3 separate regions of the Homo sapiens genome follow, and regions 2 and 3 are each linked to region 1. A link is a loop called in an ENCODE intact Hi-C map of the cell type or tissue named here. Cell type or tissue: ovary. All regions are shown on one strand. Region 1 overlaps LAG3 (lymphocyte activating 3). Region 2 overlaps LPAR5 (lysophosphatidic acid receptor 5). Region 3 overlaps COPS7A (COP9 signalosome subunit 7A).

Evidence for each region. Peaks named below come from ENCODE experiments on the same cell type or tissue, not always from the same donor. Only the 100,000 strongest peaks of a DNase experiment are listed, where the experiment ranks them.
Region 2: it touches region 1 in a loop (2.5-fold over the local background); 47 of 110 quality-filtered maps call a loop at or near these places.
Region 3: it touches region 1 in a loop (2.1-fold over the local background); 75 of 110 quality-filtered maps call a loop at or near these places.

Annotation. Positions count from the first base shown.
Region 1 is chr12:6,774,426-6,782,425 of GRCh38, reverse strand. It overlaps LAG3 (lymphocyte activating 3), which reads right to left. Exons shown (of 8, transcript NM_002286.6): 4 at 7,562-7,831; 5 at 6,878-7,153; 6 at 4,920-5,162; 7 at 4,505-4,635; 8 at 3,971-4,182. The coding sequence ends at 4,036. Among named protein-coding and RNA genes, the nearest start is that of LAG3, 5.9 kb to the right of the region's middle. RefSeq lists enhancers at 2,810-3,461, 3,664-3,713, 3,462-4,112. In ovary, a CTCF peak has its summit at 3,332 (motif pointing right); DNase peaks (open chromatin) are centred at 3,365 and 4,049; H3K4me3 peaks cover 1,181 bases; H3K27ac peaks cover 4,870 bases.
Region 2 is chr12:6,621,008-6,629,007 of GRCh38, reverse strand. It overlaps LPAR5 (lysophosphatidic acid receptor 5), which reads left to right. Exons shown (of 2, transcript NM_020400.6): 2 at 7,544-8,000. The coding sequence starts at 7,760. LOC105369631 (a long non-coding RNA gene) reads right to left here. Exons shown (of 4, transcript XR_007063192.1): 4 at 2,242-2,319. Among named protein-coding and RNA genes, the nearest start is that of LPAR5, 11 kb to the left of the region's middle. In ovary, no CTCF peak of the experiment used is centred here; no DNase peak of the experiment used is centred here.
Region 3 is chr12:6,731,542-6,739,541 of GRCh38, reverse strand. It overlaps COPS7A (COP9 signalosome subunit 7A), which reads right to left. Exons shown (of 8, transcript NM_001164094.2): 8 at 7,677-8,000. Among named protein-coding and RNA genes, the nearest start is that of COPS7A, 11 kb to the right of the region's middle. In ovary, a CTCF peak has its summit at 3,671 (motif pointing left); a DNase peak (open chromatin) is centred at 3,671.

The sequences.
Region 1 (8,000 bases):
TTGAAATAAAGATGTGGTAGCTTTTGTCTTTTCCACGCTGTCCCTCTGGGGGAAGCCAGTTGCTGTGTCGTGTTGTGAGAGGCCCCATAAAGACACCCACACAGGGAGGAGTTAAGGCCTCTGGCCGACAGCCTCCCGAGTGAGCTGTCTTGGAGGCAGAATCTCCAGCCCCATCCCAGCCTTCAGATGGCTCCAGACCTGACCCTCACCTCAGCAGCAACCTCATGAGCAACCCTGTGCCAGAACTACTCAGCAAGACTGCTCCTGGATTCCTCGTTGTGTGAGATAATGTTTATTATTATTGTTATTATTCTTTTTAGACACAGGATCTCACCCTGTCACCCAAGCTGGAGTGAAATAGCACAATCATGGCTCACTACAGCCTGGAAATCCTAGCCTCCAGTGATTCTTCTCCCTCAGCCTCCTGAATAACTAGGACCACAGGTGCATGCCACCGTGCCCAGCTCATTTTTAAATTCAAAAAGAAAAAAAAATGGTAGGCTGGGTGTGGTGGTTCACGCCTGTAATCCCAGCACTTTGGGAGGCCGAGGCAGGCGGATCACGAGGTCAGGAGATCCAGACCCATCCTAGCTAACACAGTGAAACCCCGTCTCTACTAAAAACACAGAAAGTTAGCCGGGCGTGGTGGCTGGCGCCTGTAGTCCCAGCTACTCCAGAGGCTGAGGCAGGAGAATTGCTTGAACCCGAGAGGCGGAGCTTGCAGTGAGCCGAGATGGCACCAAACTGCACTCCAGCCTGGGCGACAAAAGCAAAACTCTGTCTCAAAAATAATTTATTAATTATTAATTAAAATACAAAAATTCAAAAATTAGCAGGGTGTGGTGGTATGCACCTGTAGTCCCAGCTACTTGGGAGGCTGAGGCAGGAGAATCGCTTGAGCCCGGGAGATGGAGGTTGCAGTGAGCCGAGATCAAGCCACTGCACTCCAGCCTGGGTGACAGAGTGAGACTCTGTCTCAAAAAAAAAAAAAAAGTAGAAGTGTGATCTCACTAAGTCACCCAGGCTGGTCTCACACTCCCGGCCTCAAGCAATCCTCCTGCCTCAGTCTCCCAAAGTGTTGGGATTACCAGTGTGAGCCACCACACCCAGCTTATTATTTTAAATTACTAAGTTTTAGGGTAATTTGTTTGTTATACGCCAATAGGTAACTCACGCACCCCCCTTCCTTCTTAACAAGGAGCTGAGATGATTCCCACCCACCCACCCACTGAAGCTCCCTGAGCTCGTGGCCTCCTGATGCTCCTTCCCCTCCAGGACCGCAGCCTGGAACACTGGTTTACAGATCAACCTGGAGAAGCCAAATGAATTAACCAAGCTCCCTAGGGGCCTTTGGAGGACAGGAAAAGGGCTGGAGATTATCCTGCCAGACGGAGAGTGGGGGGCTGTGGGAAGAGGAGTGGGAGCAGAATGTCACCCTGAGGAGAGACCCCACAGAGAAGCACTCACGGAATGCAGCCCATATGCCCTTTCTTCCTTCTGCCCTTTGCTCTTCTCTAAGGGGTAAAGGAAAAAGGAGGCCCTTCGTTCTGCCTCTGTCCCCTCCCTGTCCCCTTTATGAAAGAGCATGGGGAAGTCCCCGCATAGGCCTCAGTGAATCTTCGATGACTACTCTCATAAGCCCAAAGGGCATAGGATGTTAGCTAGTAAAAAGGAAAAATGCCACCCACAGAACTTTCCAGGAAACCCCTGCCCTATTAAAATATCAGGGCTTCCACTAAGGCTGTGGGGAGCAGGGTCCTGGGCTGGAGCTGAGGAGTCTCTGAGCAGCAGCGAAGGGTAGGAACGATGCTTTGGAGGCTTCTTGTTTTTTGTTTTTGAGACAGGATCTCACTCTGTCACCCAGGCTGGAGTATAGTGGCACGATTATGGCTCACTGCAGCCTCAACCTCCCAGGCTTAGGTGATCCTCCCACCTCAACCTCCCAAATAGCTGGGACCACAGGGGCGTACCAGCATGCCCAACTAACTTTTTTTTTTTTTTTTTAGAGATGAGGTCTCACTATACTGCCCAGGCTGGTCTCGAACTCCTGGGCTCAAGCAATCCTTCTGCCTCCGCCTCCCAAAGTGCTGAGATTACAGGCATAAGCCATGACACCTGGCCTGGAAGCTTCTAAAAGGACTTCAAGACTTCCTTTTGCAGTGTGATCATCTCTGGCAGGGCCAGAGCTTCCTCCTTCCTGTGCCAGTGTTTCTCTGCCAGTGACAAGGCAAGAGTCATCACCATCCTGAGGCTCAGAACCTCAGATTGCTGTAAATGGTTCATTGTTCAGGCTTCAGAGGGTCCCCCCTCTACCTAAGGCTCTGCACAGAACAAAGGTGTCACCTTCTTCATCGTCTGTCTCTAATGAGTGACTATTGTGTCTCTGCAGGGACATGTCCTCAGGTCTGTCTTTTTGTGTCTTTTTGCACACGGCACACAGACCCAGTGGGATGCCACTCACACATGCCACCATGCCCCTCCTGCTCCAGCAGTTTCACTCCCACTCACCCACTCGCTTTCAATATTTTGTTCTCCTGTATGGGGTTAAAGTCCCCTGACAGAGTCATCTGTGGCCAAAGTCCAGGGCCCCACACCTATTTGCAGGCAGAGGTCTCTGTCCCATGCCAGACTGGAGGATGCCATGTGCTGAGGCCGTGTTTGCTCTGCTGAGAGGACCATTGACATGGCCCAGGTGAATGCTCCAAGACAGACAGACAGAGCAGGGCGCAGGCCGACTTGGGTTCTTCAATATCATTCTTAGCATGACCAGAGCAGGCCTGCTTTCTCCTTCACTAATGGATAATCAGACAAGTACTCCACACACACAGAGCACTTCACAGTTTCCAAAGCCCTTTATTATCCAATATTCACAACAACCCATTTTGGTGGGTTATTATCATTATCCCATTTAATAGGTGAGGAAACTGAGGCTCAGGGAGATTGACTACAGTTACATCAGCAAAGCTGGAATGAGAAGCCGGGGCTCCCGACTCCCACAGCTGCAGCTGGCTGTTTTGCTCTACGCACAGGCCTTTGTTCACAGCCTTCCCCTTTGTCAGACATAGATTACACCCTTGAGAGGGCCAGCCAGGGCTGTATCTCCTGAGACATGCATTGTTCAGTCCCTCTCCTGAAGGGTGCATAGGACATGTGACAGTCACCGGGCACATACTCATATGCTGCACATAGAACGTGCATAATACAAAGGCGGTGCCTGCATTCACAGCAGTCTGTGCCCTGCCTTGTCCACTGCACTGCTCAACTCCTCAGGCCTGCCGCAGCCGGCCCAGTGACCTCCGTTGGGGTGTGACAAGCAGTGACCACTGGGTGGCAGTGTGTTCTCATGCCTGGGACCAGAAAAGCCTCCAAGGGCTGAGGAACGTGGGGGGTGGGGCAGAGGTAGGAGCCCCAGCCGGCTGCCCAGAGAGGTTTCCAGACCGGATCTCCTGGAAGACTTGACAAGGCAGTCCTCTGCGCGCCGCGCGTGTGTGTGTGTGTGTGTGTGTGTGCGTGTGCGCGCGCGCGTGTGTGTGCATGTGTGTGTGCACGTGCGCGCGAGCATATGTGCGCATCTGCTGCAGCCGGAGGGCCAAGGACAAGTGCTGAAGTGCAGCTGAGTGTGGGGTGGGGTGGACCCAAAGGACAAAAATATCAAGGAAACCAGGGCAGCCAGCGCACTGTGGGTGGAAGGTGGGTGGAAGGACGGAGGAGAGAGCTGCGGAGGCAAGGGGCAAGGGCTTTTTCGGGGGAGCTTCAGAGAAATGATTACCCAGGAGAGAGAAAGAGAGAGTGAGCGCAAGAGAGAGAGAGACCAAGAAAGAAACACGAAGCAGCCAGAAACAGAAAAGGGGAAGGTGAGGGAGGCTGGCTGGGGAAAGTAGGTTAGGAGGCTAGGGTGGGAGAAGGGAGCCCTCAGAGGCTGGGGAGAGACGGGAACCTTCACTTGGACAAGAAAGAGCCAGACTCAGGCTTGCTGCTGACAGGGAGTTTATTTGGACTGGGCTGCTGAGATCTGCTGGCTGCCTCAGCTCCAGGTCAGAGCTGCTCCGGCTCGGGCTCGGGCTCGGGCTCCGGTTCCGGCTCCGGCTCCGGCTCCGGTTCTTGCTCCAGCTCCTCTATCTTGCTCTGAGCCTGCGGAGGGTGAATCCCTTGCTCTAAGGCAGAAAATCGTCTTGGTCGCCACTGTGAGAAGAGATGGAGAGAGAGACGGAGGGCGGAAGGAGGAGAAGGATGAAGGGAAGCGGATGAGGAGGGACACTGAGTCCCTCTATTTTTTCTCAGCGCCCCTGCCCTCCCCATCTGGTCCTGGCTTTCTCCCAACCCCCCTTCCAGCCTACCCAGGCACAAGCCATCCCTGGAGTGAGAGGCTTATGAAGAAGGGGGGCTCTGAGGGCAAGTTCAGGGTCCCATTTGGTCACCTTCCTGAGGAAGGGGTGCCATCAGCACTCTGAGGATGGAAGAGCGGGAGCTGCTGGGGGGCGGGGTTGCCATGTCCCTGGCTCACCTGTCTTCTCCAAAGGTGAAAGCCAAAGGCTCCAGTCACCAAAAGGAGCAGAGAAAGGACACCAAGGATGAGAAACAGCAGGAGGTGGCCTGCTGGGAGGGCACCTGGGGCTCTCCCAGAGCGTTGGGCACCTATGGAGAAAGTACAGGATGAGGCATAGGGTCAGGACTAGAAAGGACACTTTGTCATTCTCTCAGACTTTACAGATGCAATGAGATCCAGAGAGTTTAAGGGACTTGTCCCAGGGTCATTCAGCTGATCAGTGGCGGAAACGGGTCAACCCTAGGCAAAAGCCAGAGATCAGGTCCCTGACTGGAAAGAAAAGCGCTGGGATGGGGGTGGCAGGGGCTGTTCTGGAAGGAGGATAAAGATTATTGCTGTGGCGTTTGGGTCCTGGCATTCTGGGGCCTCGGACCTGGGCTAGACAGCTCTGTGAAGTACACTGCTGCTCCAAGAAGCCTCTCCCCCTGGTACAGCTGGCATTGCCAAGGCTGGGAAAGGAGCTGGGCCTCCTGTGCCTCCAGCCAAGGTCCTGAGAAACTCCTCTGGGATGGGGTGTCCAGAGAGCTCCACACAAAGCGTTCTTGTCCAGATACTGGAGTCACCTCACAAAGCAGCTTCCCCAGGGATCCAGGTGACCCAAAGGATTTGGGAGTCACTGAAAAGAGTAGAAGGAAGAGATCTTTTGGGATTCTGCCCCCCTTACGTGATATCACAGGTTGAACCCCAAGTCTCAATCACCCTGCACTCACTTGGGTTCTGGCCAGGGGAGGTTGGGGAAGGACATCATGGGTCATGGCCACGTTCATCTTTTTCTTTCTATTTATTTTTTTATTAAATTGTATACAGATGCGTTTTCACCATGTTGCCCAGGCTAGTCTGGAATTCCTGGACTCAAGTGCTCCTCTCGTCTCAGCCTTTCAAAGTGCTGGGATTACAGGTGTGAGCCATCATGCCCTGCCGGCCACATTTATCTTATTCAGACAATGCTCTAGTCAGCTCCCTCCCCTGCTCAAAACATTTCCAGGCTCCCTACTGCCTTCACACTCAAACTGGCCCTGGCAGACCACAGAATAAATACTATTACAGATTCTTTTACATTACTTTCTACTCAAATGCTCAGAACCCTCAAAATCAGTCAGATGAGCTGACCCCCATCTACTTCACAATTTTGGAACTTCCATGATGCGGCTCACATCAGTGTCCCCTGCCTTGTGGTGCCCCCTGAATGAACATCATCCCCCTTTCTGAAGGTATAGAGAACAGGGAACTGACCCATTCATCTAGAGACAGAGCATTCTCCAAGTTGTAAAGTGAGAGATGGGTGGGTGGGAGGAGACAAAGGGTGAAGGGCATCTGAGTAGTGTCCTGGAGAGTGATTTGGTGATGCAGACACCTGAGTTTAGACCCAGAGTCTGGCACTTCCCAGCTGTTTTGAGAAAGTCTTCGGGGTAACAGTATCTCTCTCATTGAGCCGTCTACATAAAACAGTTGACCTTCAAGAGGGCATTGGACAGAAAGAACTGGTGGACTTTGATGACTGATGGGATGTAGAGAGGAGGAGGCCAGGTTTCGAGGTGGATGGATACCAGTGGATTACTGACAGGCTGAGTCAGCAAGGGGATTGGTGGGAGAAAAAGCTGGGGTTCAGGGTAAGGCGGCTGAGAGGTGGTATAACATCTAGTTAGAGGTATCCAGAAAGCAAGTGAAAACTCAGGATTGGCCTTCAGGAGATGTATTATCCATTAGCATGTTCACGTATTCATTCAATCTCTATACATTATTAAGCACCTGCCGTGGGGTGCTACTACTGAGTGGCCGCAGGTGCGTGCTGCAGACATGGCTAATCTGTCATGGCCGATAGTTATCAACCAGTCAACACATACTCTCTGAGTATTCTTTTTTCTGTGTTTGTTTTATACTGTCTTGGAAAACCCTTGCTCAGTAAATATTTGCTGACCAAGGGACGGATTTATTCACTCCTCCCAAATCCAGGCCACTTCCTGCAACTCTAACCCAAGCCCTGGCTGCAAAGTAGACAAGGATTCTAGAAATATATTCTACCTCTTTCGAACCATTCAGAATTTTTGTCACCTTTCCTTCTAACTTCCCAGACCCTCCCGCCAATTGAGAGCAGGGGAGTCCCATAGAGAACGGTGGAACTTTTATCTTGTGACTCAAGAGGAGATTTTCAGTTTCGTTTCTTTATTATGGGGGTGAGAAAAGTGGGGGCCGAGATGGGCAGGCTCTGGAACTTGTGCCCAGTGGCCTGGCATCACAGGGTGGGTTTGCCTAGTCTTTGCCCTGCCAGCCCTTCCTCCCTGTCCTTTCTACCCTGGGAGGGCAGCTACTCCTTTCCCACCTGAGGCTGACCTGTGATGATTGCCAATGTGACAGTGGCATTGAGCTGCTGTTCCTGCAGATGGATATGGCAGGTGTAGGTCCCAGCCTGGGCCTGGCTCACATCCTCTAGTCGAAGGGTAAAGTCGCCATTGTCTCCAGTCACCAGGAGGTCAGGGCCTCCCCCAGGAGGAGTCCACTTGGCAGTGAGGAAAGACCGGGTCCCCACACCAGCAGGCAGGCGGCAGGGCAGCCCCACCCTGGAACCTGCTCCAGCGTACACTGTCAAGGGAGTTGGGGGCTCCAGACCTGAAGAGAAAAGAAAACCCAAAGTTAAAGCTGGGTGCTGCAGTGGGGAGGGAGTGCTGGGGCTGCAAGGAAGGGAGGCAGAAGAATTCAGGAGATGGTCTGGCTCATAAGAGTGCTAAGGAGCAGAATAAGGTGATGAGCTGAGGAGGCTCAGAAACCCAGCAAGTGGGCTTAGCCGGAAGGAGAGGGAAGGCCGGCAATGACGCTGGAAGGCCACGGGAGAAGCAAGAAGGGGTGATGGCAGCTGTGAGGCTGCCAGCAATATAAAGGGGTCGAACAGTGAGACCCACAGCAATGACGTAGGCCACTCGCTGCCGAGAACCTGGTTTGGGGACCCATAGTTAGGGGAGGTGACAAGGGGGGCAGGAAGGAGTTGTGGTCAAATGTGAAGCAGAGTGGGGGAGTTACCCAGAACAGTGAGGTTATACATGATGGAGACGTTGAAGCCATCTCTGTAGGTGAGGATGCAGCCCCAGGGCCCAGAGTCCATGGGGCTGACTTGGGGCAGGAAGAGGAAGCTTTCCGCTAAGTGGTGATGGGGGGACTCCCGGACAGGGACTCGGCCCTGGCCCCGGTTCCGGAACCAATGCACAGAGGCTGGGCGGTCAGGGCGGCTGAAGGAGCAGTTCAAAATGACCCAGTCGGAGGCTCTGAGAGATCCTGGGGGGCTGGCAGTCACTGTGCAAGGATAAAGAAGACTTCATCAGCCCACTGGAAACAATTTCCCAACACAGCAGGGCTGCCAAGCCGGAAGCTCCTGGAAACAGGCACCTGGCTTTAGACTTGTCTTCTCCTCTCCCACATCACCCTCTCCCCATCTCAGCTTCCAGCACCTGGAGGTGCATAA
Region 2 (8,000 bases), 150 kb after region 1:
CCTGAGGTCAGGAGTTCGAGACCAGCCTGGCCAACATAGTGAAACCCAGTCTTCTCTACTAAAAATACAGAAATTGGCCGGGCATGGTGGTTCACGCCTGTAATCCCAGCATTTTTTGGAGGCTGAGGCGGGCAGATCACCTGAGGTTGGGAGTTCGAGACCAGCCTGACCAACATGGAGAAACCCCATCTCTACTAAAAATACAAAATTAGCTGGGCGTGGTGGCACATGCCTGTAATCCCAGCTACTAAGGAGGCTGAGGCAGGAGAATCGCTTGAACCTGGGAGGCAGAGGTTGCGGTGAGCGGAGATCGTGCCATTGCACTCCAGTCTGGGCAACAAAAGTGAAACTCCATCTCAAAAAAAAAAAAAAAAAAGAAATTAGCTGGGCGTGGTGGTGAGCGCCTGTAATCTCAGCTATTCAGGAGGCTGAAGCAGGAGAATCACTTGAACCCGGGAGGCGGAGGTTGCAGTGAGCCGAGATTCTGCCACTTCACTGCAGCCTGGGTGACAGAGCATGCGAAACTCCATCTCAAAAAAGAAAAGGAAGGAAGGAAGGAAGGAAAGAAAGAAAGACAGACTTGAGGTTCTTTGAAAATCATCCATCCACTCATTCAGTGTCTAGTATATGCTTTCTAATTGGAAGGATCTACTGGTTCTCCAAGTAATGGTTAAGAATGATCAAGTGGGCCTGGCGCGGTGGCTCACGCCTGTAATCCCAGCTCTTTGAGAGGCCAAGGCGGGCAGATCACGAGGTCAGGAGATAGAGACCATCCTGGCTAATACAGTGAAACCCCAGCTCTACTAAAAATACAAAAAATTAGCCGGGTGAGGTGGCAGGTGCCTGTAGTCCCAGCTACTCGGGAGGCTGAGGCAGGAGAATGGCGTGAACCCGGGAGGCAGAGCTTGCAGTGAGCCCAGATTGAGCCACTGCACTCCAGCCCGGACGACAGAGCAAGACTCTGTCTCAAAAAAAAAAAGAAAAAAGAAAAAGAAAAGAATGATCAAGTGATACTGTAATCATAGTGTAAACTGTTATTGAAATCTTGTTTGCAAGCTGTTTCCAAACAGGTCTTTTAAGGGAAGTGGTCTTTTACTGAGTTATACATTTGGACAAGATTGATACAAGAGCTATTATCACAGGATTAGAGCGTGGGCGGGGGTAGTTGGGGGCGGGATGGGTGTAGGAGGTGGGGAGGGTGGATTTCCTGTTAAGCAGCCAATGAGTATCGCTCAGGACCTGCTAAATGCAGAGAGTGAAATGTGTCTGCAAGGTGCGCTCCCACCCTAGGAGCTTACCATCTAGTTGGGGAAATAGAACAAATATACATAAAACGATTGAGGGGCTCAAAACAGCAAACTAAGTGCTTACGTATGCACTTAAGGGGGAATTTTAAGGAGGTTTATTTATTTTTTTGAGATGGAGTTTCGCTTTTGTCACTCAAGCTGGAGTGCAGTGGCACGATCTCTGCTCACTGCAACCTCCGCCCCTTGGGTTCAAGCAATTCTCCTGCCTCAGCCTCCCGAGTAGTTGGGATTACAGGCACCTGCCACCTCGCCCGGCTAATTGTTTGTATTTTTAGTAGAGACGAGGTTTCACCATGTTGGCCAGGCTGGTCTCGAACTCCTGGCCTCGTGATACGCCTGCCTCGGCCTCCCAAAGTGCTGGGATTACAGGCGTGAGCCACCATTCCCGGTCTATTTACTTATTTTTATTTAGACGGAGTCTCACTCTGTTGCCCAAACTGTAGTGCAGTGGCATGATCTTCGTTCACTGCAACCTCCGCCTCTTGGGTTCAAGTGATTCAAGGAGGCATATTTATGTGTATGTGTGAAAGATGAGTTTATGTCACCACTTTTGGAAGTGGTTATTTTTAATAACCCACTTCAAATAACCCACTTTATACATTTCAGTTGGACAATGAGGAAGTGAAATAATGTATCTATGTTAGATATTATGTATAGAAATTAAAATATGGTGATGATCAGTAAATGATACCTATTATTTTTAACATTTACAGAGGTAGGTGCTGAGAATACACAAAGATGAATAAGCCATGGTCCACAGCCCCTCCCTCTAAGAGTTCACAGTCTAATGGGAGGGGCAGACCAGGAACAGCTGACTACCATGCATGGGGAGAGCTCTGATAAACCTGCGCACTGTTGCGGAGGCACAAGTGAGGGTACCACATCCGCCTTGTGTTGCGGGGGCGGTTAGGGAAGGCTTTGCAGAGTCCTGAGAAAATACTAGGCTTGCCAGTTGGAGAACGGGAGGCAGGGCATTCCAAGTTGAAGAAACACCACATACAAAGGCAGAGTCCTGAAAACATAAGGTATGTCCACAATTAGTATTAGTTTGGTGTGAATGGAGCAAAGGAGCATGGAGCAGGGGAGTGTATCAGAAATGAGCCTGGTTTTACTTGCTTTTCAGCATGTTTAAGTCTCATTTGGTATTATTTTCATTGTTGAGACTGGTATTTTGCAGAGGAAGTATTTCTTTATTCCCTTTAACTGTTTTACTATATCTCTTACAAGTCTCAAACTGCTGATGGTGGTGGTTGGAAGGAGAACAAAACCAAATACAAGAAAAACTTGTGGCCAGGTACAGTGGCTCATGCCTGTAATCCTAGGACTTACAGAGCCCAGGGCAAAAGGATTGCTTGAGCCTGAGTTTAAGACCAGCCTGGGCAACACAGTCAGACCCCGTTTCTATGAAAAAATTTTTTCTTTTTTTGAGATGGAGTCTTGCTCTGTTGCCCAGGCTGGAGTGCAGTGGCGCGATCTTAGCTCACTGCAACCTCTGTCTGCCTCCTGGGTTCAAGCGATTCTCCTGACTCAGTCTCCCGGGTAGCTGGGATTACAGGCACCTGCCACTATGCCTGGCTATTTTTTTGTATTTTTAGTAGAGACGAGGTTTCACCATGTTGGCTAGGCTGGTTTCGAGCTCCTGACCTCAAGTGATCCACCCACCTCAGCCTCCCAAAGTGCTAGGATTACAGGCATGAGCCACTGCCCCTGGCCATCTACAAAAAATTTAAAAATTAGCCAGGGATGGTGGCACACGCCTGTAGGTCCAACTACTCAGAGACTGAGGTAAGAGGATCACTTGAATCTGGGAGTTCAGGACTGCAGTGGGCCAAGATCGAGCCACTGCTTTCCAGCCTGGACCACGGAGTGAGACCCTGTCTCAAAAAAAACAAAAAACAAAAAACAAACAAAAAACTTGTTATAGCCAGATTTATGACTTATTTTCTTGCAACAATTTAAACAGTTCCTTTTTTTTTTTTTGAGACGGAGTCTCACTGTCGCCCAGGCTGGAATGCAGTGGCGTGAACTCGGCTCAGTGCAAATTCTGCCTCCCGGGTTCCCGCCAGTCTCCTGTCTCAGCCTCCTGAGTAACTGGGACTACAGGCGCCCACCACCACGCTCAGCTAAATTTTTTTGTATTTTCAGTAGAGACGAGGTTTCACCATGTTAGCCAGGATGGTCTCGATCTCCTCACCTTGTGATCCGCCCGCCTTGGCCTCCTAAAGTGCTGGGATTACAGGCATGAGCCACCGCGCCCGGCCCTCTTTTTTTTTTTTTTTTGAGACGGAGTCTCTGTTGCCCAGGCTGGCGTGCAGTGGCTCAATCTCGGCTCACTGCAAGCTCCGCCTCCCGGGTTCATGCCATTCTCCTGCCTCAGCCTCCTGAGTAGCTGGGACTACAGGCGCCTGCCACCACGCCCGGCTAATTTTTTGCATTTTTAAAAGAGACGAGATTTCACCGTGTTAGCCAGGATGGTCTCAATCTCCTGACCTCGTGATCCGCCTGCCTCGGCCTCCCAAAGTGCTGGGATTACCAGCGTGAACCACCACGCCCGGCCTAAACAGTTCCTTTTGAAAGTAATAAGCTCGGTGTCTTGGGATAATTGCTCAGGGTCTCAGACAACTTCTCTCCCTAAGATGACATCTAGACACCCATGTTCACAGTGGCATTATTCACAATAGCCAAAAGGTGGAAAGAATCCAAGTATTCACTGACAGATGAATGGATGAGCAAAACATTATACAATGAAATACATTATTCAGCTATAAAAATGAAATTCCAGGCCAGGTGCGGTGGCTCACATCTGTAATCCCAGCACTTTGGGAGGCCGAGCCGGGTGGATCACCTGAGGTCAGGAGATCGAGACCAGCCTGACCAACAGGGAGAAACCTCGTCTCTACTAAAAATACAAAATTAGCCAGGCGTGGTGGCGCATGCCTGTAATCCCAGCTACTTGGGAGGCTGAGGCAGGAGAATCGCTTGAACCCTGGAAGCAGAGGTTGCGGTGAGCCGAGATCGTGCCATTGCACTCCAGCCTGCGCAACAAGAGCGAAACTAGGTCTCAAAGAAAAAAACGGAAAAGAAAAAAAAAGAAATTCCTTTACATACTACAACATGAATAGATCTTGGAAACATTATGCTAAGTGAAATAAACCAGACACAAAAGGACAAATATTGTATGATTCCACTCATATGAGGTATCTAGAATAGGCAAATTCATTGAGACAGAAAGTAGACTAGAACCAGAAGCTGAATGGGGTGCGGTGGGTAGTACTGCTTAATGACTGCAGAGTTGTTGCTTGGTTGATGAAAAAGTTCTATTTCTGGAAACAGAGAGTGGTGACGGTTAAGCAACACTGTCTTGGTCTTTGTTGTTGTTGTTGTTGTTTTTGAGACGGACTCTCACTCTGTCTCCCAGGCCGGAGTGCGATGGATTAGACCTGCTAGGGGAGCACTTGGCAAAACTCAACCCACAGGGCCTTCCCCTGCCTAGCAAGACTGTGCTGTCAAATTTATTCACATGTGGCTCTGGTCAAGACTAGCATGCAATCAGCCTATGAGGGCATTATTATATTATTATTCCCATTTTACAGATGAAGAAACTGAGAAGTCAAACCATTAAGCTGAACCCAGTTTGCTTTGACCACAAATCCAGCCCTCACAGGCGCAGTGATGCATGTGATGCGTAAGGCTGGGATGTTGTTCTGTATTTGGGAGTTTTGTTTGCTTGTTTGCTTGTCTGACATGGAGTCTCACTCTGTCACCCAGGCTGGAGTGCAGTGGCGTGATCTCGGCTCACTGCAACCTCCGCCTCCCGGGTTCAAGGACTCTCCTGCTGCAGCCTCCCATGTACTCAAAGAGTTTGACCTTTATTCTTTGGATAATGAGGAGCTAGCCTAGCACCTGGTCCAAGGAGGTGCTCCATAAGACCACCTATTGATTTGTGCTTATTATCTGTCTCCCTCCAATGGAATGTAAAGGAGGTGGGGGCAAAGACTTTTTGCTTTGTTCCCTGCTGTGAACATGCCTGGAACTTTCTATGAGCTCAGTAAGCAAGGAAAGAAGGAAGGAAGAGATCTTGAGATAGTAACAGCAACCTAAGCGTTTTACACACGTCATCTTAATCTCCAAACCTCATGAATTCTCTCTCTCTCTCTCTCATTTTTTGAGACAGAGTCTCGCTCTGTCACCCAGGCTGGAGTGCAGTGGCGTGATCTCGACTCATTGCAACCTCTGCCTCCTGGATTCAATCAATTCTCATGCCTTAGCCTACTGAGGAGCTGGGATTACAAGTGCACGCCACCATACCCGGCTAATCTTTGTATTTTTAGTAGAGGCAAGATTTTGTCATGTTGGCCAGGTTGGTCTTCAACTCCTGGCCTCAAGTAATCCACCCACATCAGCCTCCCAAAGTGCTGAGATCACAGGCATGAGGTACCATGCAGCCGCCTTTTTTTTTTTTTGAGATGGAGTCTCGTTTTGTTACCCAGGCTGGAGGGCAGTGGTACGATGTCAGCTCACTGCAACCTCCGCCTCCTGGGTTCAAGTGATTCTCCTGTGTGAGCCTCCTGAGTAGCTGGGACTACAGGTGCATGCCACCACATCTGGCTAATTTTTGTATTTTTAGTAGAGACAGGGTTTTGCCAGGTTGGCCAGGCTGATCTCGAACTCCTGACCTCAGGTGATCTGCCCGCCTCAGTCTCCCAAAGTGCTGGATTACAGGTGTGGGCCACTACGCCGGCCCTGGCCCTCTTTCTTTCTTTTTTGAGATGGGCTCACTCTGTCACCCAGGCAGGAGTGCAGTGGTGGGCTTGAGGCTCACTGCACTGCAGCCTCCACCTCCCTGGAGTCAAGTGATTCTCTCACCTCAGCCTCACAAGTAGCTGGGACTACGGGCATGTGCCACAATGCCTGGCTAATTTTTTAATTTTTTAATATTTTTTATTTTATTTTTTTTTGAGACAGAGTCTTGCTCTGTCACCCAGGCCGGAGTGCAATGGTGTGATCTCGGCTCACTGCAACCTCTGCTCAAGCAATTCTCCCTGCCTCAGCCTCCTGAGTAGCTGGGATTACAGGCGCCTGCCACCACGCCCGGCTAATTTTTTTTTTTTTTTAGTAGAGACAGGATTTTGCCATGTTGGCCAGGATGGTCTCAACCTCCTGACCTCAGGTGATCCGCCCACCTCAGCCTCCCAAAGTGCTCGGATTACAGATGTGAGCCACCACGCCCAGCCTTATTTTTATTTTTTATTTTATTTTATTTATTTATTTTGAGATGGAGTTTCACTCTTGTTGCCCAGGCTGGAGTGCAATGGCGCGATCTTGGCTCACTGCAAACTCCACCCCCCAGGTTCAAGCAATTCTCCTGTCTCAGCCCCCTGAGTAGCTGGGATTACAGGCGCCCGCCCCTATGCCAGGCTAATTTTTGGTATTTTTTTTAGTAGAGATGGGGTTTCACCATGTTGGCCAAGCTGGTCTCGAACTCCTGACCTCAGGTGATCCACCTGCCTCGGCCTCCCAAAGTGCTGGGATTACAGGCGTGAGCCACCGCGCCTGGCTATTTTTATTTTTTGAGACAGAGTTTCACTTTTGTTGTCCAGGCTGGAGTGCAATGGCACAGTCTCAGCTCACTGCAACCTCTGCCTCCTGGTTTCAAGCGATTCTCCTGTCTCAGCCTCCCGAGTAGCTGGGATTACAGGTGTGCACCACCACGCCCAGCTAATTTTTGTATTTTTAGTAGAGATGGGGTTTCACCATATTGGACAGGTTGGTCTCGAACTCCTGACCTCAGGTAATCCACCCGCCTCGGCCTCCCAAAATGCTGGGATTACAGGTGTGAGCCACTGCACCTGGCCCTGTATTTTTTTGTAGAGATGGGGTTTCGCCGTGTTGCCCAGGCTGGTCCCCAACTCCTAGGTTCAAGCAATTGGTCTGCCTTGGCCTCCCAAAGTGCCAGGATTACAGGTGTAAGCCATTGCACCCAGCCAAGATTAATTTTTTTGAAGTCACACAACTAGGCAAGTTAGCAAAACCAAGATTTAAACCTAGGCATCCGAGTCCCTGCCTTCAAACCTGGGTGTTTAACACTATACTATATAGTCCTGCCGTAGGAACCTATTCTAGCCCAATGGCAGACTTGAGGCTGAGAAAAGATTCAGAAGGCCTGCCAGTGGAGCTAAACATTTGTGTGTGCAGCCCTGTCTCTGTATAACTTCCGGCTTGCCTTCCTATTCCAGGTCTCTGCTGCTGATGAAGCTGTGACCAAACGCACCCAACCCTTGGCAGCCATCTGTCCCTGCAGCCATAGCCCACATTCCCATGACCTCCCTCTGCTTGTTTTGGGACCATGTCTGTACAGCCTCTAGGCCCCAGCCCCGGAGGTGAATGCCATGCCATGATTCTGGTGTGCTCCATGGCATCCCCAGCCTAGCTCCCAATCCCACTTTGGCACGATGTTAGCCAACAGCTCCTCAACCAACAGTTCTGTTCTCCCGTGTCCTGACTACCGACCTACCCACCGCCTGCACTTGGTGGTCTACAGCTTGGTGCTGGCTGCCGGGCTCCCCCTCAACGCGCTAGCCCTCTGGGTCTTCCTGCGCGCGCTGCGCGTGCACTCGGTGGTGAGCGTGTACATGTGTAACCTGGCGGCCAGCGACCTGCTCTTCACCCTCTCGCTGCCCGTTCGTCTCTCCT
Region 3 (8,000 bases), 43 kb after region 1:
GCTTCGCCTCCTGAGTTCACGCCATTCTCCTGCCTCAGCCTCCCGAGTAGCTGGAACTACAGGAGCCCGCCACCACGCCCGGCTATTTTTTTGTATTTTTAGTAGAGACGCGTTTTCACCGTGTTAGCCAGGATGGTCTTGATCTCCTGACCTCGTGATCCGCCCGCCTCGACCTCCCAAAGTGCTGGGATTACAGGCTTGAACCACCGCGCCCGGCTTTTTGTTTTGTTTTTTGTTTTTGAAACGGAGTCTTGCTCTGTCGCCCAGGCTGGAGTGCAGAGGCGCGATCTCGGCTCTCTGCAAACTTAGGCTCACTGCAACCTCCGCCTCCCGGGCTCAAGTGATTCTCCTGCCTCAGCCTGCCGATTAGCTGGGACTACAGGCGCCCACCACCATGCCCAGCGAATTTTTTTTTTTTTTTTTTTTTTGAGACAGAGTCTCGCTCCTGTCGCCCAGGCTGGAGTGCAGTGGCGCGATCTTGGCTCACTGCAAGCTCCGCCTGCCGCGTTCACGCCATTCTCCTGCCTCAGCCTCCCAAGTAGCTGGGACTACAGGCGCCCGCCACCACGCCCGGCTAATTTTTTTTTTTTTTTTTTTTTTTGTATTTTTAGTAGAGACGGGGTTTCACCGTGTTAGCCAGGATGGTCTCGATCTCCTGACCTCGTGATCTGCCCGCCTCCGCCTCCCAAAGTGCTGGGATTACAGCCGTGAGCCACCGCGCCAGGCCTAATTTTTGTATTTTTAGTAGAGACAGGGTTTCACCCTGTTGGCCAGGATGATCTCGATCTCTTGACCTCGTGATCTGCCCACCTTGGCTTCCCAAAGTGTTTGGATTACAGGCATGAGCCACCGCGCCTGGCTTTCTTTTCTTTAGTGGTCGCTCTAGGACAGGCATTGGTGACATCTCGCCTCACTGCAACCTCTGCCACCTGGGTTCAGGCAATTCTCCTGCCTTGGCCTCCTGAAAAGCTGGGATTACAGGCGCCTGCCACCTCGCCTGGCTAATTTTTGTAGTTTTGGTGGAGGCGGACTTTCACCATTTTGGCCAATCTGTTCTTGAACTCCTGACCTCGTGATCCACCCGCCTCGGCCTCCCAAAGTGCTGGGATTATAGGCAAGAGTCACTACACTGGGCCGGCAAACTTTTTCTGTAAAGGGCCAGATACAATAAATATGATGAGCTTTGTCAGCCATACAATGTGTGTTGCAACACCCAAATCTGATGCTGTAGTGCAAAAGCAACCATACATGATATGCAATGAATGAGGTGTAACTACAGTCCAACAAAACTGTATTTACAAAAACAGGCAGTGGGCTGGATTTGGCCTGTGGAATATGGTTTACTAACCCTTACTATGGGGATTACAAAATACATACTTTTCACAATCAGAGTTTTTTTCTACCACTTCAAGTTAAATGTAGAAATTTTACCACAACATAGCTCCCTTTACTGTCTCATCTCGTAGTTCTCATATGTGTTACTATAAATGACAAACACCACATACTACAAATACTGAAACTCCACATACTAAACGCTAAAAATGCTTAGTTCTAGGTGAATTTATCTATTGATTTTTAATTTTTGAGACAGGGTTTCACTCCTGTTGCCCAGACTAGAATGCAATGGCACAATCTTGGCTCACTGCAACCTCTACCTCCCAGGCTCAAGCAATTCTCCTGCCTTAGCCTCCCAAGTAGCTGGGACTACAGGCACAGGCCACCATGCCCCACTAATTTTTTTTGTATTTTTTATAGCGGCGAAGTTTCACCATGTTGCCTAGGCTAGTCTAGAACTCCTAGGCTGAAGAGATCTGCCCATCTCAGCCTCCCAAAGTGCTGAGATTATAGGTGTGAGTCACCACACCTAGCCTTCTAGGTGAATTTATTTATTTCTTGAGACGGAGTTTCACTCTTCTTGCCCAGGCTGGAGTGCAATGGCGCGATCTCAGCTCACTGCAACCTCTACCTCCAGGTTCAAACAGTTCTCCTGCCTCAGCCTCCCAAGTAGCTGGGATTACAGGCATGCACCACCACGCCCGGCTAATTTTTGTGTTTTTAGTAGAGACAGGGTTTCACCATGTTGGCCAGGCTGGTCTCCAACTCCTGACCTCAAGTGTTCCGCCCGCCTTAGCCTCCCAAAGTGCTGGGATTACAGGCGTGAGCCGCGGTGCATGGCTCTAGGTGAATTTATAATTGTTTTAAAATTATATTTAGAGAATTCCCTCTTGAGACAAACATCAAATTTATGATTTTCTTTCAGCTGTCATAAACATTTTAAAGAACTTAAGAGGAGAAAAATAATCTATTATATTTACCATTGCTGCTGCTCTTCATCCTTAATGTTCCGTGTTTCCTTTGGTGTCATTTCTCTTCTGCCTAAAGAACTTCCTTTAGGATTTTACAGCGGGTTTTCCGGTGACAAATTCTTATTTTCCTTCACCTGAGAATATCTTTATTTCACATTCATTCCTGAGCAATATTTTCACTGGATATAGGATTTTGAGTTAATTCCCTTAAGCCCCTTAAAAGTATCATTCTAGTTCCACCTGACTTTCATAGTTTCTGACGAAAAATGTGCAGTCATTTGAGTCATTTTTATCCTGTGTGAAAAGCACTGTTTTTCTGAATGCTTGTGGGACTTTTTTCTTTGTCTTTAACCTTCGGCAATTTTATTCTGATGTGTCCAGATATGGATTTTTTTTTTTTTTTTTGAGACAGAGTCTAGCTCTATCACTCAGGCTGGAGTGCAGTTGGCTTGATCTCGGTTCACTGCAACTTCCACCTCCCAGGTTCAAGTGATTCTCCTGCCTCAGTCTTCCAAGTAGCTCGGACTACAGGCATGTGCCACCACGCTGGCTATGGACATGGATTTGAGTATATCTTGTTTGCTATCCACCAAACTTTTTGAATCTGTCTTTGTCTTTTGCCAGGTTTGGGAAGTTTTTGTTTTTGTTTTTGTTTTTGAGACAGAGTCTCGCTGTTGTCACCCAGGCTGGGGGAGTGCAATGGCACAATCTCAGCTCACTGTAACCTCCACCTCCCAGGTTGAAGCGATTCTCCTGCCTCAGCCTCCCAAGTAGCTGAGATTACAGGTGCCTGCCACCACGCCTGGCTAATTTTTGTATTTTTAGTAAAGGTGGGGTTTCACCATGTTGGCCAGGCTAGTCTCGAACTCCTGACCTCAGGTGAATGGTCCAGCTCAGCTTCCCAAAGTGCTGGAATTACAGGCGTGAGCCACCACATCCGGCCTAGTTATTGCTATTTTCTGTTTGGTTCTTTATATCTTCCATTTCTTTGCTAAGACTTTCTTTACATTTGTTTCAAAAGCATTCTCCCTTTCTTCTTCCTGCATGGTTAGACTGCTTGCAGCATTTGCTTTAAATTCCAACACTTCTGCCTCCTTGGGGTTGGCTGTCTTTTCCCTGGAGAGTTATTTGTATGCTGAGTCACCTTAAATCATACTCTGGATATTTTGAATATTATGGTTTGAGGCTCTGGGTCTTGTTAAAATCTTAAGGAGCATGTTGAACATGTTGAATGGTAATTTGTTTTAGCAGGTAATCAGGTTCAGGCAGCAAGTTTTGACCTGCCTTTTTGGCACTGTGGTTTCAATGTCGGTTTTATTTTAAAAGTGTTTGCAGTGCTATTTGGATCAGGCCGGCTCGGGTGCCACCCAGTGGCCAGTCAGACCTGGACAGTGATCCATTCTGTAATTCAGTTCACAAAGCCTTAGGTAGGCTGTTCAGGGACAGATCTACGCTTGCACAGCTCAGAGCTTAGCCCAGGAGTTCATAAACTTTTACGGGATTGTTCTCTTGATTTTCCTCCCGTGTCTCTCTGACATTTTTTGGGCCCCTGGGGCTTCCCTCTCCATTCCCATATGATCGTGCCACTGTACTCCAGCCTGGGTGACAGAGCAAGACATGGTCTCAAAAGCAAAATAAAACAAAAAACAAGATGTATTTGCCAATTGACTGATAAATGAACAGTAAGTATAGGATTGTCTATCTTGCCCCATTCCCCAAATTATGCATTTCCTATTGAGGGACAGGCAGCGGGTCACAGAATGAAGCCTTTCTGCCTGCAGGCCTTTATCCCACTATTCTTCCCATCCAAGATGCTCGCCCTCTCTTTCATCAGGCTAATTCCTACTTGGGCTTCTAGTTTCAGTTTAAAGGTCATGTCCTTGGAGGCTTTTCTGACCCCAAGCAAGATGTAGATCCCAGTTAAATGCTTTCGTGTCACCCAATACTTCTTAAAGTACTTATCACACTTGTAATATATAACCATGTACTTAAGAACCTCAAAGGACAAGTTTCTCTTGCTCTCTTGCCCTGTACTCAAAAGTTTCACTTTTCCCTTCTCTCTCAGACGGTGACCTTGGGCCCCCTTACATGTCTTCCAAGGCCCTGCAGTAGCCTTTTCAGAGCCCTTGCAGAGCTGAGTCAATGAGGGTGATGAGGGCACATTTCCAGTTCACACCCCGGAGGTTCTAATTCAATAGAAAAGGGTGGAAGTGGGGTCCAGGAATGCACATTTTCAGAAGCTCCCCTGATGATTTTGATGCTGGTGGCCCAGAAAAACTGCCTGTGATAGGCAGCTTCTAACATGGTTTCCAATGATTCCTGCTTGCTGACAGCCACACCCTGTGTAACCTTCACCCCTTGAGTATAGACTGGACCTGGTAACTGGTAAAAGTGAGGTAATGTCACTTCCATGATTAAGTAACAAAAGACTGTGACTTCATCTTGCTGGTGTTGTCTTTCTGGCTCTTGCTGTGATGGAGAAGGCTACCTCGGTGGCCTCTGGCCAACAGTCAATCAGGAAACGAGGTCCCCGGTCCAACCATCTGTGAAGTAGTGAATCCTGCTGACAACCACCGAGCGAGCTGGGAAGCAAATCCTCCCCAGTTGAACCCTGAGAGGACTATGGCCCTAGCTAACACCTTGACTCCAGTCTTGTGAGAAACCTAAGCAGAAAACTAAGCTCAGCCGTGCCGATTCCTTACCCACAGAAACAGATCATATTTATATGTTGTTTTAAGGCATGGTTTTAGGGTAATCTATTACGTAGTAATAGATAACTGTTGTGACCAGCCCTAAAATCATCCAAGATCACTATCCAGTAAGGATCAGCACGTGAGTGTGCAAGTGGATGACACGATTCTTGGTTAGGAAGATTCTCCTGGTGCCCTGGGCCTGGTTACACATGGAATCCCTAAATCCTGAACCCAATTTCGCAGTCAAAAACTGATCCTCACCAGCACCCAAATAATCTACTGTCCTTTCCCCATGCCTTCACAGCCAAGACCCTTCTTTCTGTGAATCAAAGGCAAATGGCATTTGTCTTTGTCCCATAACCTTGGGATGTGAATGGTTTCCCCTCCCTCTTTGGGTGAAGTCAGGCAGTCCCAGCCTAGGCCACATTGGACTTGAGAGCCATTCTTAAAGGCTAGAATAAGGGAGGCCTGGGAAGTTATGGCACCATTAGCCGGGACCAGCTTACACGTAAAGGTGATACTAAGTTTCAAAGGAAAATTGGAGCACGGGCAGGGGTGGCAGGACAGGCTCAAAGCACCAGGAGTTAGCAGCTTTTACACACTGGCGGGCGTGGGAAGAAGGGGTTTATTTCAGAGGCAGAGACTGAGAATCAAGTCTTGCTTGTCTAGGGAAAAGCTGAGAAGCTAAGAGTTTCAACTCCTGAAATGGGGCTCCCTAGACTGGTTTCGTTAAGTGACTGCCCCGCTCAAGACAACAAGCTTACCTAGCCAATTTGTAATCAAAAACCTAGGATCTGGCCGGACGTCGTGGCTCACGCCTGTAATCTCAGCACTTTGGGAGGCTCAGGCAAGCGGATCACCTGAGATCGGGAGTTCGAGACCAGCCTGACCAACACGGAGAAACCCTGTCTCTACTAAAAATACAAAAATTAGCTGGGCATGGTGGCACATGCCTGTAATCCCCGCTACTCGGGAGGCTGAGGCAGGAGAATCACTTCAACCCAGGAGACGGAGGTTACAGTGAACCGAGATTGTGCCATTGCACTCCAGCCTGGGCAACAAGTGCGAAACTTCGTCTCAAAAACAAAAAACAAAAAACAAAAAACAAAAAACAATGCAACAATGCAGGATCCCACTCCCACCTTTTTTTTTTTTTTTTTTTTTTTGAGATGGAGTTTCGCTGTGTCGCCAGGCTGGAGTGCAGTGTTGCCATCTTGGCTCACTGCAACCTCTGCCTCCTGGGTTCGAGCAATTCTCCTGCCTCAGCCTCCCGAGCAGCTGGGATTACAGGCAAGCACCACCACGCCCGGCTAATTTTTGTATTTTTAGTAGAGATGGGGTTTCACCATGTTGGCCAGAAAGGTCTTGATCTCTTGACCTCGTGATCTGCCCGCCTCGGCCTCCCAAAGTACTGGGATTACAGGCATGAGCCACCATGCCCAGCCCCTACTCCCACTTTCTAATTCCATGACTGATAGCTTTAGGACCAATGAAGAGTGGTCTATCCTAAATCTCCACCTAAAGAACATCACAAGCTCTGGGGAGCAGCTGTCAACCCCAGGACCCTCAGAAGGCAACCACTTCACATGCAAATGAAGGCTCAACTGTCCACTAGAGCTCTCCAAATCTAGGGAGTCCATGGCAGCACTCTAGGCCATGGATTCTGATCCTTCTAGCACACTCCCTGGAGAGCTCTAGTGGACAGAGGACAGAAGTCCAATGGCTTCTTCTTGCCACAGATCTGACAGTTCTGTGTGGTTCTGATGTGAAAATTCAAGTTCATTACCAACTCTTTCCCTTATAATTCTATGAGGTGGGAGGACATAGTCTGAACTCAAGCTCCTTGAGAGCAGAAACAGCGGCCATCATTTGTATGTCCAGTGCCTTTCAGTAAGTATCCACTACTTTTTTTTTTTTGAGACGGAGCTCATTCTGTCGCCCAGATTGGAGTGCAGTGGCACGATCTCGGCTCCCTGCAACCTCCGCCTCCCGGGTTCACACCATTCTCCTGCCTCAGTCTCCCAAGTAGCTGGGACTACAGGTGCTCGCCACCATGCCCGGCTATTTTTTTTGTATTTTTAGTAGAGATGGGGTTTCACTGTGTTAGCCAGGATGGTCTCAATCTCCTGACCTCATGATCCACCCGCCTTGACCTCCCAAAGTGCTGGGATTAGAGGCGTGAGCCACCGCGCCCGGCCTTTTTTTTTTTTTTGAGATGGAGTCTCACTCTGTCACTCAGGCTGGAGTGCATGATCTCGGCTCACTGCAACCTCCACCTTCCAGGTTCGAGCGATTCTCCTGCCTCAGCCTCCTTAGGGGATTATGGGCATGAGCCACCACACCCAGCTAATTTTTTTGCATTTTTAGTAGAGATGGGTTTCACCATGTTGGCCAGGTTGGTCTCACACTCCTGACCTCAAGTGATACGCCCGCCCTGGCCTCCCAACATGCTGGGATTACGGTCGTGAGCCACTGCACCCAGCCATATCCATTACTTCTGAATGGATGCTGAGCAACCTGTCCAAAGCCATACAGCTTGGGATCTAGGCCTCAGCCAGGGACTCAGCAAATAGTATCTGGGTCTCTTCATTTTCCAGCACTGTGCTTGAGTGAATTGGGAATGAGTCTTCTTCCCATCCACAAATATCAAACACAGAAGATACCCAGTTCAGGGTAGTTTGTAGATAGATTTCTCATAGATTTATTTCTGCGTCATATTATATATAGATATATGCATATATACCTTTTTTTTTTTAATACAATCTATATACCCTTCCCTTCCCCACCAAACTCACAAAAGGAGATTAAACCCTTCCAGGATTGCCATCAAGCTTCCCGAGATGGCCAGGGCCAAGAAAGAATCATCTCTCAACATGTTAAGAAACGGCTGCCATTCTTAGGCTCTGGGGTTGAAGCAGCAGCATTCCCAGGACCCAAGGGCCAGAGAGAGGAAAAGAAATGACTGTAGTGTGACAGGATTCTAGGATGAACATGTCCAGTG